Regions from separate parts of the Homo sapiens genome. Here region 2 is linked to region 1. The links are chromatin loops, found by intact Hi-C in ENCODE. Cell type or tissue: prostate gland. All regions are shown on one strand. Links, peaks and the distances in the headings refer to the core of each region. The heading gives the core; the rest is flanking DNA.

Region 1 (7,503 bases), core at 1,183-6,182:
CGTGGAACTCCTACAGCCTTTCATAAAGAATGGCCCTCGAGGAAAGTGGAATTGTCAGTGGGCATTGTGTTCGTGCCTCAGCTAAACACGGCAGGAATTTATTTATAACCTAGTGTAACATCCTCGAGGCACTGTTCAATTAGTCAAGCAATTGTAAAATTCTCCCAGTCTTAGAAAAGATACAGGTGTGTGTCCCTCTGCTGTGGCTGTGCACTGAGGCTTCGGTAAAGGTTGCCGTCTAAAACCACCGGCCTGCCCTTGAATTCTTTTTTTTTTTTTTTCTTTTTCAGACGGAGTCGCACTCTATCACCCAGGCTGGAGTGCAGTGACACGATCTCTGTTCACTGCAACCTCCGCCTCCCGGGTTCAAGCGATTCCCCTGCCTCAGCCTCCTGAACAGCTGGGATTACAGGCACCCGTCCCCATGCCCGGGTAATTTTTGTATATTTAGTAGAGACAGGGTTTCACCATGTTGGCCAGGCTGGTCTCGAACTGCTGACCTCGTGATCTACCTGCCTCGGCCTCCCAAAGTCCTGGGATTACAGGTGTGGGCCACTGCGCCGGCCATGTTTCTCGACTTCTGCTGGCAAGCATGTTCCAGTATTTGCATGGCTCCTAGCCCTCATCTCCATTTCTCTGCACAGATGTTACCTTCCCCATGAGGTCTGCCTTATACATGAGGCCTGTATTATAAACTGCAACTCCGCATTCCCCAACCCCGTTGTTTCTTCTCTCCAGAACAGTAGGCACCATCTGATCTACTATGCCTTTTCCTTATTGTCAGATACTGAACTCTCAGATACAGTTCCCCTTCCTCCCTCCAGGGGGCGCCATGGAACGCAGGGCCCTCTCTGTCCCTGGGGACTGGGTGATGTCAGGGGTGAGCCTCTCGTGATTGGCTACATCGCTCCCCAGAAGGTCAAATGGAAAAATTGAGAGCACTTTTCCACCAGCTTCGGTGGCTCCGTCAGGTTGTCCTGGCGCACAAGCTGGCGATGCTATGTGTTTGAAGCTAACCTGGACAAAATTGAAAAAAATTGTTTTTTCATTGTTCCGTCATAAAGGGAGGTCTCGACAGGAAGAAATTGCGTTTCCAATAGAATTGTTTTTAAATTACTGCAATATATCTTTTGAGATGGAGTCTTGCTCTGTTGCCTAGGGTGGAGTGCAGTCTTATGATCTCGACCTCTGCCTTCTGGGTTGAAGAGAGTCTCCTCTCTCACCCTGAGGTTACAGGCGCACACTACCACACTTGGCTAATTTTTGTATTTTTGGCTTCTTTTTGAGATGGAGTCTTGCTCCGTCGCTGAGGCTCAAGGGCAGTGGTGCGATCTTGGCTGACTGCAACCTCTGCCTTCCGGGTTCAAGTGATTCATCTGCCTCAGCCTCCCGAGTAGCTGGGACTACAGGCACGTGCCACCACGCCTAGCTAATTCTTTGTATTTTTAGTAGAGAAAGGGTTTCACTGTGTTAGGATGGTCTCTATCTCCTGACCTTGTGATCTGCCCGCCTCAGCCTCCCAAAGTGGTGGGATTACAGGTGTGAGCCACCGCTACCTGGCCTTTTTTTAAATTTAATTATTTATTTATTTATTTATTTTTATTTTGAGGTGGAGTCTTACTCTGTTGCCCAGGCTGGAGTGCAGTGGCGCAATTTTGGCTCACTGCAACCCCCGCCTCCCAGGTTCAAGCAATTCCTTTGCCTCAGCGACCCAGTAGCTGGGATTACAGGCGCGTGCCACCATGTCTGGCAATTTTGTGTATTTTTAATAGAGACGAGGTTTCCCCATTTTGGCCAGGCTGGTCTTCAACTCCTGACCTCAGGTGATCCGCCCGCCTCCGCTTTCCAGACTGCTGGGCTTACAGGCGTGAACCACTGCGCCAGCCTCTTTATCCCTTCTATACTGCATACCCCAAGTTGCAAACTGTTATTAGAGTGAATACCTAGGGGCAACTTGGATCCTTATAATGGACACCTGATATTTTTGCCTGAGTGACATCTGTTATCTCTGATTTTCTTCTTCATTAATAATTTTTTTTGGAGCAGTCTTAGGTTTACAGGAAAAAATCGAATGAAAAGTACCGAGAGTTTCTACATCCCCTTTCATCCCTTCATTGCCCCTCATCTTCCCTGTTAACATCTTGTGTTACTGTGCTACGTTTGTTACAATTAATAAGCCAATATTGATACATTATTATTAGCTGAAATCTGCAGTTTACATTAAGGTCCACTCCTTGTGTGATACCTTGTACATTCTATTTTTTTTTTTAATAAAGCATTTTTTTGGTGTTGTTTTTTTTTTTTTTTTTTTGAGATGGAGTCTTCCTGTGTCACCCAGGCTGGAGTGCAGTGGCGTGATCTCAGCTCACCGCAAGCTCCACCTCCTGGGTTCACACCATTCTCCTGCCTCAGCCTCCTGAGTAGCTGGGACTACAGGTGCCCGCAATCACGCCCGGCTAATTGTTTGTATTTTTAGTAGAGACGGGGTTTCACCGTGTTATCCAAGATGGTCTCGATCTCCTGACCTCATGATCTGCCCACCTTGGCCTCCCAAAGTGCTGGAATTACAGGCATGAGCCACCGCGCCAGGCCTTTTTTTTTTTTTTTTTTTTTTTTTTTCAGTTTTAAAATCACAGCAAAATTGAGAGGAAAGTCCATAGTTTACATTCAGTTTCTCTCTTAGTGTTTTATTGTCTATGGGTTTGAACAAATTTATAATGACATGTGTCCACCATTATAGTATTATGCAGAGTAGTTTCACTGTCCTAAAACTCCTCTGGGCTCTGCTGATTCATCCTTCCCTCCTCCCAAACCCCTAAAAACCAATGATTTTTTTTAACTGTCTCTATAGTGTTTCCTTTTCCAGAATGTGGTATAGTTGGAATCATACCATATGTAGCGATTTCGTATTGGCTTCTTTCACTTAACAATATGCATTTTAGGTTCCTCCATATCTTTTCATGGCTTATTATAACTGAGTAATATTCCATTGTATGCATGTACTGCAGTTTGTTCATCTACTGAAGGACATCTTGGTTGCTTCCAAGTTTTGGCAATTATGTACAGAGCCGCTATGAATATTTGTCTTCAGGTTTTTGTGGGGATATAAGTTTTGAGCTCATTTGAGTAAATACCAAGGAACATGAGTGCTGCAATATATGGTAAGAGTGTTTAGTTTTGTAAGGAAGTGCCAAATTGTCTTCTAAAGTGGCTGCACCATTTTGCATTACTGCCAGAGATGAATAAGAGTTCCTGACGTTCCTCATCCTCATCAGCACTTGGTGTTATTCATGTTTTGGATTTTCACCATTCTAATAGGTGGTTGTCGTATGTCATCATTGCTTTAATTTGCAATTTCCTAATGACATTTGATGTTGAGCCCCCTTTTTTTTTGGAGACAGAGTCTTGCTCTGTCGCCGAGGCTGAAGTGCAATGGCATGATCTCGGCTCACTGCAACATCTGCCTCCCAGGTTCAAGTGATTCTCCTGTCTCAGCCTCCCAAGTAGCTGGGATTACAGGCATGCACCACCACGCCTGGCTAATTTTGTATTTTTAGTAGACATGGGGTTTCTCCATGTTGATCAGGCTGGTCTCGAATGCCTGACCTCAGGTGATCTGCCCACCTTGGCCTCCCAAAGTGCTGGGATTACAGGTGTGAGCCACCACGCCCGGCCCAAGTACCTTTTATTTATTTGTTTGTTTGTTTATTTATTTATTTTAAGAAACAGGGTCTCTGTTGCCCAGGCTGGAGTACAGCAGTGCAATCATAGCTCACTGCCGCCTCCAACTCTTAGATCCTCCTTCTCGGCCTCCCCAGTAGCTGGGACTACAGTTGTGTGCTGTCACACCTGGCTATTTTTTTATTTCTATTTTTATTATTTTATTTATTTATTTATTTAGAAACAGGGTCTCGCTCTGTCATCCAGGCTGGAATGCAGTGGCACGATCTCTGCTGACTGCAACCTCTGCCTCCTAGACTCAAGTGATCCTCCGACCTCACCCTTCCAAGTAGCTGAGACCACAGGTGTGCACCACCACATCTGGCTAATTTTTTGTATTTTTCGTAGAGATGGGGTTTCACCACGTTGCCTGGGCTGGTCTTGACCTCCTGAGCTCAAGGGAATTACCAGCTGTGGCCTCCCAAAGTGCTGGGATTGCAGGTGTGAGCCACAACATCTGACCTTTTTCTTTTTATTTTTTATAGAGATGGCGTCTCAATGTGTTGCCTAGGTTGGTCTGAAACTCTTGGCCTCAAATGATCCTCCTGCCCCAGCCTCCCAAAGTGTTGGGATTACAGGCAGGAGCCACCCCACCACACCTTTTTATTTACTTATTTGCCATCTGCATATCTTCTTTGTTGAAGTGTCTGTTCAGATCTGTTGCCTATTTTTAAATTGGGTTGTTTGTTTTCTTTTTTCTTTTTTTTTTTAATTGATCATTCTTGGGTGTTTCTCGCAGAGGGGGATTTGGCAGGGTCATAGGACAATAGTGGAGGGAAGGTCAGCAGATAAACAAGTGCACAAAGGTCTCTGGTTTTCTTAGGCAGAGGACCCTGCGGCCTTCCGCAGTGTTTGTGTCCCTGGGTACTTGAGATTAGGGAGTGGTGATGACTCTTAACGAGCATGCTGCCTTCAAGCATCTGTTTAACAAAGCACATCTTGCACTGCCCTTAATCCATTTAACCCTGAGTGGACACAGCACATGTTTCAGGGAGCACAGGGTTGGGGGTAAGGTCACAGATCAACAGGATCCCAAGGCAGAAGAATTTTTCTTAGTACAGAACAAAATGAAAAGTCTCCCATGTCTACTTCTTTCTACACAGACACGGCAACCATCCGATTTCTCAATCTTTTCCCCACTTTTCCCCCCTTTCTATTCCACAAAACCGCCATTGTCATCATGGCCTGTTCTCAATGAGCTGTTGGGTACAACTCCCAGACGGGGTGGTGGCCGGGCAGAGGGGCTCCTCACTTCCCAGTAGGGGCGGCCGGGCAGAGGGGCTCCTCACTTCCCAGTAAGGGCGGTCGGGCAGAGGTGCCCCTCACCTCCCAGACGGGGCGGCTGGCCGGGAGGGGGGCTGACCCCCCCACCTCCCTCCCGGACGGGGCTGCTGGCCTGGCGGGGGCTGACCCCCACCTCCCTCCCGGATGGGGTGGCTGCCGGGCGGAGACTCTCCTCACTTCCCAGACGGGGTGGCTACCGGGCGGAGGGGCTCCTCACTTCTCAGACGGGGCGGTTGCCAGGCGGAGGGTCTCCTCACTTCTCAGACGGGGCGGCCGGGCAGAGACGCTCCTCACCTCCCAGACGGGGTCGCGGCCGGGTAGAGGCGCTCCTCACATACCAGACGGGGCGGCGGGGCAGAGGCGCTCCCCACATCTCAGACGGTGGGCGGCCAGGCAGAGACGCTCCTCACTTCCTAGATGGGATGGCGGCCGGGAAGAGGTGCTCCTCACTTCCTAGATGGGATGGCAGCCGGGAAGAGGCGCTCCTCACTTTCCAGACTGGGCAGCCAGGCAGAGGGGCTCCTCACGTCCCAGACGATGGGCGGCCAGGCAGAGATGCTCCTCACTTCCCCGACGGGGTGGTGGCCGGGCAGAGGCTGCAATCTTGGCACTTTGGGAAGCCAAGGCAGGCGGCTGGGAGATGGAGGTTGTAGCGAGCCGAGATCACGCCACTGCACTCCAGCCTGGGCGCCATTGAGCACTGAGTGAACCAGACTCCGTCTGCAATCCCGGCACCTCGGGAGGCCGAGGCTGGCGGATCACTCGCGGTTAGGAGCTGGAGACCGGCCTGGCCAACACAGCGAAATCCCGTCTCCACCAAAAAAATACGAAAACCAGTCAGGCGTGGCGGCGTGTGCCTGCAATGGCAGGCACTTGGCAGGCTGAGGCAGGAGAATCAGGCAGGGAGGTTGCGTGAGCCGAGATGGCAGCAGTACAGTCCAGCTTCGGCTCGGCATCAGAGGGAGACCGTGGAAAGAGAGGGAGAGGGAGACTGTGGAAAGAGAGGGAGAGGGAGACCGTGGGGAGATGGGAGAGGGAGAGGGAGAGGGAGAGGGAGATGGAGAGGGAGCGGGTTGTTTGTTTTCTTATTGTTAAGTTTTAGTTCTTTGTATACCAGCTTTCTTTTCTCTTTTTCTTTTTCTTTCTTTCTTTTCTTTTTTTTCAGACAAGGTCTTGCTCTGTTGCCCAGGCTGGAGTGCAATGGCGCAATCTTAGCTCACTGCCACCTCCGCCTCCCAGGTTCAAGTGATTCTCTTGCTTCAGCCTCCCGAGTAGCTGGGATTACAGGCACCCACCACCATGCCAGGCTAATTTTTGTATTTTTAGTAGAGACAGGGTTTTGCCACGTTGGCCAGGCTGCTCTCAAACTCCTGACCTCAGGTGATCCGCCCACCTCAGCCTCTCAAAATGCTGGGATTACAGATGTGAGCCACCACACCTGGCCTGGATACCAGCTTTTTGTCTGATAGGTGTTTTGAAAAGATTTTCTCACAATCTATAGCTTCTCTTTTTATTCTCTTAAACATCTGATTTTCCTATCACTCCTCTCCATGCAAAATATACATTTTTTGACTGGATCTTGCCAGGGATCTCAGAGTGAGAACAAGAGTCAGACCTGGCCAACCTGAGTACTTCATGACCTTGGTTATGATGTGCAGTAGTTTGGATGTATGTCCCATCCAATTTTTTTTTTTTTTTTTTGAGACAGAGTTTTGCTTTGTCACCCAGGCTGGAGTGCAGTTGCACAATCTTGGCTCAGTGCAACCTCCACCTCCTGGGTTCAAGTGACCCTTCTGCCTCCGCCTCCTGAGTAGCTGGGATTATAGGCACATGCCACGCCCGGCTAATTTTTGTATTTTTAGGAGAGACGGGGTTTCCCCGTGTTGGCCAGGCTGCCTTCTAAATTTCGTTCTTGAAATTGGATCCCCAATGTTGGAGATGGGGTCCTAATGAGAGGTGTTTGGGTCACAGGGGTGGACCCCTCACAAATAGATTAATGCCCTCCCTGGGAGTGTGGGTGAGTGAGTTCTTCCTCCATTAGTTCCCATTAGAGTTGGTTGTTAAAGAGAGGCTGACACTTGCCTCTCTTGCTTCCTCTATTGTCACATGATCCCTGCTTTCTTTCTCCTTCCACCAAGAGTGGAAGTAGCTCTAGACTTTCTCTGTATGCCCAATCTTCCAGCCAGCAGAATCATAAGCCAAATACACCTTTTTCTCTTTATAAATTACCCAGCCTCGTGGATCACTTTAGGTCAGGAGTTCGAGACCAGCCTGGCTAACATGGTGAAACCCTGTCTCTACTAAAAATACAAAAAATTAGCCAGGTGTGGTGGCGGGCACCTGTCATACCAGCTACACTGGAGGCAGGAGAATCACTTGTACCTGGGAGGCGGACATTGTAGTGAGCCAAGATTGCGCCACTGCACTCCAGCCTAGGTGACAGAGCAAGATCCTGTCTCAAAAAAAAAATAATAAAATAAAATAAAAATTACCCAGCGT
Region 2 (7,503 bases), core at 958-5,957, 540 kb before region 1:
GTCATCACCCATGGCAGCCCCATGCCAGGGCCTTCTCTCTGTATCCATGCTGGCCTAATTCTTGTGCTCACCCTTCTCATTTTCTCTCTCCATCATCATCACTTGAGGTTTTCCTCACTCATTCCATTGATTCATACATTCTCTCTCTCTCATTTTTTTTTTTTTTTTTTTGAGACAGAGTCTCTCTCTGTCACCCAGGCTGGAGTACAGTGGCGCAATCTCAGCTCACTGCAACCTCCACCTCCCGGGTTCAAGTGATTGTGATTCTCATGCTTCAGTCACCCAAGTAGCTGGGATTACAGGCACCTGCCACCATGCCCGGCTAATTTTTGTATTTTTAGTAGAGACAGGGTTTCGCCATGCTGGCCAGGCTGGTCTCGAACTCCTGAGCTCAGGTTAACCGCCCACCTCAGCCTCCCAAAGTGCTGGGATTACAGGCATCAGCCACTGCACCCAGCCTTCATTCATTTCTTCAACCACTGTTTTTTTCAGGAGCAGGGCCTGGGGACCCCAGGCAGCCCTCGGCAGCTCCAGGTCTAGATGGTCGGGCCTTGTGTCAGGGGCCAGGGTTATGGGGAGGCACAGGAGGAGCCTCTGCAGGGCTGTGGGGGATCTGGGAGCTTGTGGAACGAGGGGAGGCTCAAAGGCCAAGGAGAGATAGAGGGAAGAGTGTTCTGGCAGAGGGACAGCCTGGGCAGATGCCCTGAGGGGAATGAGTAGGGAGTCCTGGGCACAGTTGGGAGGCCGCAGGGCTAGGCCAGGTTGGTCAAAGCTCCCAGCTAGCTCCAGCGTGGCTCCAGCCTGTGTGTCAGGGTTGGGGGCAGTCCTGGAAACTTCGGTGGAGGTTGATGAATCTCCTGCCCTCTCTCAGGCTGGTTTATGTGTGTGTGTCTGCTTGGTCTTTGTCCCACTCTGTCTGAGTCAGCCTCTCTCTCTCTCTCTCTCTTTCTCTTGGTGCAGGGAGTAGGGTATCTGAGTCTAGGTTTCTCTCTCGCTCTCTGGTCTCTGCCCCTCCACTCTAATTCTAGGTAACTATCACTCTCTCTGGGTCTTTATGCACCCCCAACCCACTGTCTCTGTCCCTCTCTCTCTCTGGGCCTCTGTCTCTCTCTGAGTCTCTCTCTATATATATCTCTCTCTCTTTCTCTCTCTGGGTCTCTGTACCCCCTGTCTCTGGGCTTCTGTCTCTCTCTGGGTCTCTATCTCTCTGTCTCTGGGTCTCTGTCCCCCTCTCTGTCTGGGTCTCTGCCCCTTTCTCTCTCTGGGTCTGTCCTCCTCTCTCTGGGTCTCTGTCCCCCTCTCTTTCTGGGCCTCTGTCCTCCTCTCTCTCTGGGCTTCTGTCCTCCTCTCTCTCTGGGTCTCTGTCCTCCTCTCTGGGTCTCTGTCCCCCCCCCTCTCTCTCTGGGCCTCTGTCCCCCTCTCTCTCTGGGTCTCTGTCTCCCTCTCTTTCTGGGTCTCTGTCTCCCTCTCTCTGGGTCTCTCTCTGTGTCTGTCTCTGGGCCTCTGTCCCTCTGACTTGAGAACTTTGCCTGTGGGTCTGTCTTTCCAGCTGTATCCCTCCGTGTTTTGGCTTCTGTCTCAGTCTATTTCTCTTTGTGTTTTCTCTCTCTCTCACCTTCTCTGTCTCTCCCCTCCTCTCTCTCTCCCCTCACTCATGCTTCTTCCAATCTTTCCTGCAGAACAAATAAGCTTTGATGGTCATGGGCAGCTGTGGCCAGGGAATTACTGGGCCTTGTCCCAAGAGTCAGATTGCTAAGTGGATGGGAAGCCTGAGCCCTGGATGTCAGGGTGTAAAGCAGGAGGCTCCGACCGGAGAGAAAATCAGGGAGAGTTGAAGAGGGGCTGAGGCAAGATATCGCTGACCTTTTCCCCAACTGCAGGAAAAAGCAGATCTTGGGGAGCTCAACTTCTCACTCTGCTACCTCCCCACGGCCGGGCGCCTCACCGTGACCATCATCAAAGCCTCTAACCTCAAAGCGATGGACCTCACTGGCTTCTCAGGTGAGGGTCCTGGGTCTGAGGGAGGAGGGCTGGGGGCCTGGACTCCTGGGTCTGAGGGAGGAGGGGCCAGGGGCCTGGACTCCTGGGTCTGAGGGAGGAGGAGCTGGGGATCTGGACTCCTGGGTCTGAGGGAGGAGGGGCCAGGGGCCTGGACTCCTGGGTCGGAGAGAGGAGGACCTGGGGTCTGGACTCTTGGGCCTGAGGAAGGAGGGACTGGGGGCCTGGGGCCCCGGACCTCTGGGTCTGAGGGAGGAGGGGCTCGGGGCCTGGGGTCCTGGACCCCTAGGTCTGAGGGAGTGAGTCTCTGTTCCTTACTTCATTGCTGTTCCCAGACCCCTACGTGAAGGCCTCCCTGATCAGCGAGGGGCGGCGTCTGAAGAAGCGGAAAACCTCCATCAAGAAGAACACGCTGAACCCCACCTATAATGAGGCGCTGGTGTTCGACGTGGCCCCCGAGAGCGTGGAGAACGTGGGGCTCAGCATCGCCGTGGTAGACTACGACTGGTGAGGGGCGCGGCCCGGGCGGGGGTCAGGCAGGAGGGCTGGGGTGGGGACAGGCCCTCCCACCACCCTCCACGGTCCTCACTGACCCCAACCCCCAGCATCGGGCACAACGAGGTGATCGGCGTGTGCCGTGTGGGCCCCGACGCTGCCGACCCGCACGGCCGCGAGCACTGGGCAGAGATGCTGGCCAATCCCCGCAAGCCCGTGGAGCACTGGCATCAGCTAGTGGAGGTGAGTAGGGGTCCCACACCGACCCCTGACAAGCACCCGTGCACCCTCGGCCCCTTCATCCATGCAACGAACGCCCTGCATGTTCGTGAGTCGCAGAGCCAGGCGTCCTAGGTTTCAATCCCTGCTGTGCCAACTTTAGCTGTGCGGCTTAGAGCCAGTTACCCAAGCGCTCTGTGCCTCAATTTACCCACTAGGAAATGGGACTGTTGATAGCATCTTCTGTTAGGATAGAGGTGAGATGTGCTGAGTTAAACGTTCTGTAGGTGGTCGCTGCTGTTGTTACCCATGAGGCTAAGTTGAAAATAGAGGGGGCTGGGCGTGGTGGCTCACGCCTGTAATCCCAGCACTTTGGGAGGCCGAGGAGGGTGGATCACCTGAGGTCAGGAGTTTGAGACCAGCCTGACCAACATGGAGAAACCCTGTCTCTACTAAAAATACAAAATTAGCTGGGCGTGGTGGCGCACGCCTGTAATCCCAGCTACTTGGGAGGCTGAGGCAGGAGAATCGCTTGAACCTGGGAGGCAGAGGTTGCGGTGAGCTGAGGTGGCGCCATTGCACTCCAGCCTGGGCGACAGAGCAAGACTCTGTCTCAAAAAAAAAAAAAAAAGTCATTTAAGATTATCGCTTGATCAGGAGAAATAATCAAACATGGCCATTCTCTCAATAGAAAACAAGAGGAGCAAAGAAGTAGCTTTAGAAAGTGTTATTGGCAGATTTGCCTCCATTAAAAGCCAAGAAAGTCAAATTATTCAAATTCTGTCTAGGGTATATATGAAAGATTTAAATGTAAAATAATGTTGTGAATTTCAACACACTTACTTCATTTTTCAGTATTTTTCAACTAGTTTAGCATTCCAGGAAAAATAAATTTAGAAAAAATATATAAAAACTTGGGCAGGGCACAGTGGCTCATGCCTGAAATCCCAGCACAGGCCTTGGGAGGCCAAGGTGGGTGGATCACTTGAGCCTGGGAGTTTAAGACTAGCCTGAGCAACATGGGGAGAGCCTGTCTCTACAAAAATAATTTAGGAATTAGCTAGGCATGGTAGTGTGTGCTTATAGTCCCTGCTACTCAGGAGGCTGAGGCAGGAGGATCTCTTGAGCCCAGGAGTTTGTTACTGCAGTGAGCTATGATCTCACCACCACACTCCAGCCTGGGCAATGGAGCAGGAACCCCTCTCCTTAAAAAAAAAAAAAAAGCAAGTATATGAGGGCACATACATTTCCTTTGAAATAGCAGTCTGATGTGGCATGAGACTGGCCTTTTTTAAAAATTTGATATTTTCTTCATCATTGATTTTTTTGCATTAATTTTGATTTTTTTTAAAATCTTGCATTATTATTATTATTGTTATTATTGAGACAGAGTCTCACTCTGTCACCCAGGCTGGAGTGCAGTGTTGCAGTCTTGGCTCACTGCAACCTCCCCCTCCCTGAGTACAAGTGATTCTCCTGCTTCAGCCTCCCAAGTAGCTGGGACTACAGGCGTGTGCCACCTCACCCTGCTAATTTTTTTTTTTTTTTTTTTTTTTTTTTTTTTTTTTTTTTGTAGAGACAGGGTTTTGCCATGTTGTCCAGGCTGGTCTCAACTTCCCACCTCAAGTGATCCACCCACCTTGGGCTCCCAAAGTGCTGGGATTATAGGCGTGAGCCACCGCGCCTGGCCAATATTGCATGAAATATTCTTTATCTTGATTGCTGCATTTGGGGCACACATTTACATTTAGTACTGGGTGAAACTTTCACCACATCACCAGATTTAGTCTGGCCCTGCTGTGGGCTTTTTTCCAGTGATCATGAGGGACCCGACACCTGGGCACAGAACTCAGATTTGAGATTGGAAAAGACGGGGACTCTACTAAGGTGGATAGGATGGAGGCTACTCCCTCCTCCTGTCATTCACTCATTCATCCGTTCATTAATTCATCCCACCAACCTTCCCAGGAGTTTCTGGTGAGCCACTGCCCATGTTGGGCAACGCTGGTGGCACAGAGTCTAGGCCGAGTCCTGACACTGCCCATGAATTTCAGCCCCTCATGCTCCCTGTGGCCCCAGAAGATCCTTCTACACCCAGAGCTTCCCCTCCCCTTCCTTGCTCACAGCCCTCCCGTGGCTCCCCAGTGGCCCCAGGACAGAGTCTCAGCCCCTCTGATACCATGCAGGACTTGCCCCACTCATCCCTACAGCCTCATCTCTCCTCGCATTTGCAGAGACTCCTCTTTTTTGTGCCTCCATTTCCCCATCTGTAGAATGGAATTGTAATACCATCTGTCCGTCACTTCAGGGCCAAGTGAGAAAGCGCATCCTAAATAATGAAACAGGATTGACGTCTTCTCCTGTTGATGATTAGCATCTGTTTCAACTCTCTGTCTCTCACTCCCGAACCTTCTGCACTTTCTCCTTTAGGAAAAGACTGTGACCAGCTTCACAAAAGGCAGCAAAGGACTATCAGAGAAAGAGAACTCCGAGTGAGGGGTAAGCAGCCTGGCCACAGGGAAGGGGCTGGGGGTGGAGATGCCTGCGTCTGAGGGAGGAGGGGCTGGGGGCCTGGACTCCTGGGTCTGAGGGAGGAGGGGCTGCGCCTGGGACTCCTGGATCTCTGGGTGGTGATGGAGCTACAGGAGGTCGTGGTGCAGTTCTCTGCCATTGCTGACCCCTCCTTTCCTGCTCCATCGTGCAGGTCTGGCCTAGGCCCGGGATCGGACCAGGCTCCCTCAGGACCCCATCCTTTCCTGCCCGGACCGTGAATTCATCTCCTTGAAGCCATAACGTCCGAGCTGCTGGTGCGGGGCAGCCCTGGCCCTAGGCTTCCTAACCCTGGAAGCGAGAGGATGAGAGGAGGCCGGCCCAGCTCCTTCTTTCAGGGTGGGGGTCATTCAGCCTCCACTGTGTCTGTCTTTTCTTCCCTGGGGCTCCCCCTCGAGGCGAGGGGCCATGCATGTCTGGGGGACCCCTGCCCCCCAAAACCCTCTGTCTGTCTCTGTCTCTTTGCTGTTTGTCCAAGACTCAGTGTCCCGACCCTTGTTCTCGCCGTGAATGTCAATGGGCCAATCCTCTCTGTCCTTTCAGACACACACACACCTGTGTCCACCCCTTCTGTTCGCCACACCCCTGCGTCTGGCCGGTCCCCCCACTGCTGCTGCTATCAACGCCAGAATAAACACACTCTGTGGGTCTCACTCCAACTGGGCCTCCTGTCCTCTCTGAGACTGGGAAACCGGATTGGAACATGCTGGCTCTGCAAGCAGACAAATTTGTGTTTCTTTCAATGACTGGGCAACTTAATGATCTCTCTGAGCCTCAGTTTATAAAAATGGTGTTAGTCAGGATCATTGTGAGTACAGAACACAAAATTCAACCCAAAGCCATAAACAGAATTGAAAGACCTCTGTCCATGGAAAGCCTATGAACACATTGAACACAGAGGGACTTCAGGCTGTTCAAGGGACTCTCACTTCTGCTTTCCTCTTTTTTTTTTTGGATGGAGTTTCACTCTTGTTGCCCAGGCTGGAGTGCAGTGGTGTGATCTCGGCTCACTGCAACCTCGCGGTTTCAAGCAATTCTCCTGCCTCGGCCTCCTGAGTAGCTGGGATTACAGCCGCTCGCCACCACGCCTGGCTAATTTTTTGTATTTTTAGTAGAGACGGGGTTTCACCATGTTGGCAGGCCGGTCTCAAACTGCTGACCTCCTGTGATCTGCCCGCCTTGGCCTCCCAAAGTGCTGGGATTACAGGCGTGAGCCACCGCGCCTGGCTATTGGCTTCTCTCTCGGGTAGGTGTTTGCAGTGGCAATGAGATGGTCACTTGGAGCTCCAGGTGTATAATGCTGTATCTGTTATGATACCTTCGGCTGAAAAAAAAAAAAAAAACTTCCCAACTGAAAGAGAAAGATTTTTTTGCATGTTTGCATATCAAATTTTTCAAAGACAGTCCCAGGGTTGGTTCAGCTGCTCAACAACATTAGGCTCTGGTTGGCATCTCTGAGACTGGTGTTCGTTCCCCTCCTGAGTACAAACTGTCTATAGCAGCATCATGTTTTCACACACTGGCATCTAAATCAGGCAGTGTAGACCGGGGCCTCCCCTTCTGTGTTCCCCATTTTTCCTCCTCAGAATAATTCTCCTTATTTCTCTCTTGCCAGAACCCGGCTGTGTGGCTACCCCGAGTTGCAAAGCGGTCTGGGTAGTGAACATCTGTCATTTCCAGTCCCCATGGTGGGGTGCGGGCTTTGCCTAGAGGAAGCACGGGGAGGGGAACTATTGTTGGGTAGGAAATTAACAGGATCTGCTGCCATTGCAAGAAATTAACAGGACTTGTAATTGCCTTCAGAGCAGATAACTTCAGAGGAAACAATGTGAGAATCAGCTGGCTCCCAGCTGCTGTGTCATTCAGGAACAGGATTCTGATTGGTCCAGCGCAGACCTTGGAGACACCCCGGGCCAATCATTGGGTCCAGTTTGGAGCCTACTCTTGGGCCCGCCTCCTGCCTTTGCTGACTCCTCCTCCTCCTCCCCTGCCCATCTTGCCCAGGATTGGTCCAAAGCCCCTCTGCACCTCATCCCTTTTTGCTGGAGGGATGAATTCATCTCCTGGAAGCCATATATGTAGGGGTCCCTTGACTGACAGTTCCAAGTGAATCACACGGCAATGGGCAAGGGACAGTCCCTCAAAGCAGTAGGTGTCCACTACATTCTACCCTCAGCTACTTCACACTAATTCACATCTACATTCCGGGACACAACATTTCAAAAACTCCCACTGCAAAAA

What was found. Hi-C counts contacts between places; a loop is a spot of excess contacts. Peaks named below come from ENCODE experiments on the same cell type or tissue, not always from the same donor. Only the 100,000 strongest peaks of a DNase experiment are listed, where the experiment ranks them.
Region 2: it touches region 1 in a loop (14-fold over the local background); 2 of 110 quality-filtered maps call a loop at or near these places.

Annotation. Positions count from the first base shown.
Region 1 is chr19:50,084,256-50,091,758 of GRCh38, reverse strand. No RefSeq gene overlaps it. Among named protein-coding and RNA genes, the nearest start is that of SNAR-A4, 4.6 kb to the left of the region's middle. In prostate gland, for the core only: no CTCF peak of the experiment used is centred there; a DNase peak (open chromatin) is centred at 3,067.
Region 2 is chr19:50,620,395-50,627,897 of GRCh38, reverse strand. SYT3 (synaptotagmin 3) reads left to right here. Exons shown (of 11, transcript NM_001160329.2): 7 at 1,881-2,001; 8 at 2,334-2,505; 9 at 2,604-2,736; 10 at 5,143-5,211; 11 at 5,417-5,921. The coding sequence ends at 5,208. Among named protein-coding and RNA genes, the nearest start is that of SYT3, 16 kb to the left of the region's middle. In prostate gland, for the core only: no CTCF peak of the experiment used is centred there; no DNase peak of the experiment used is centred there.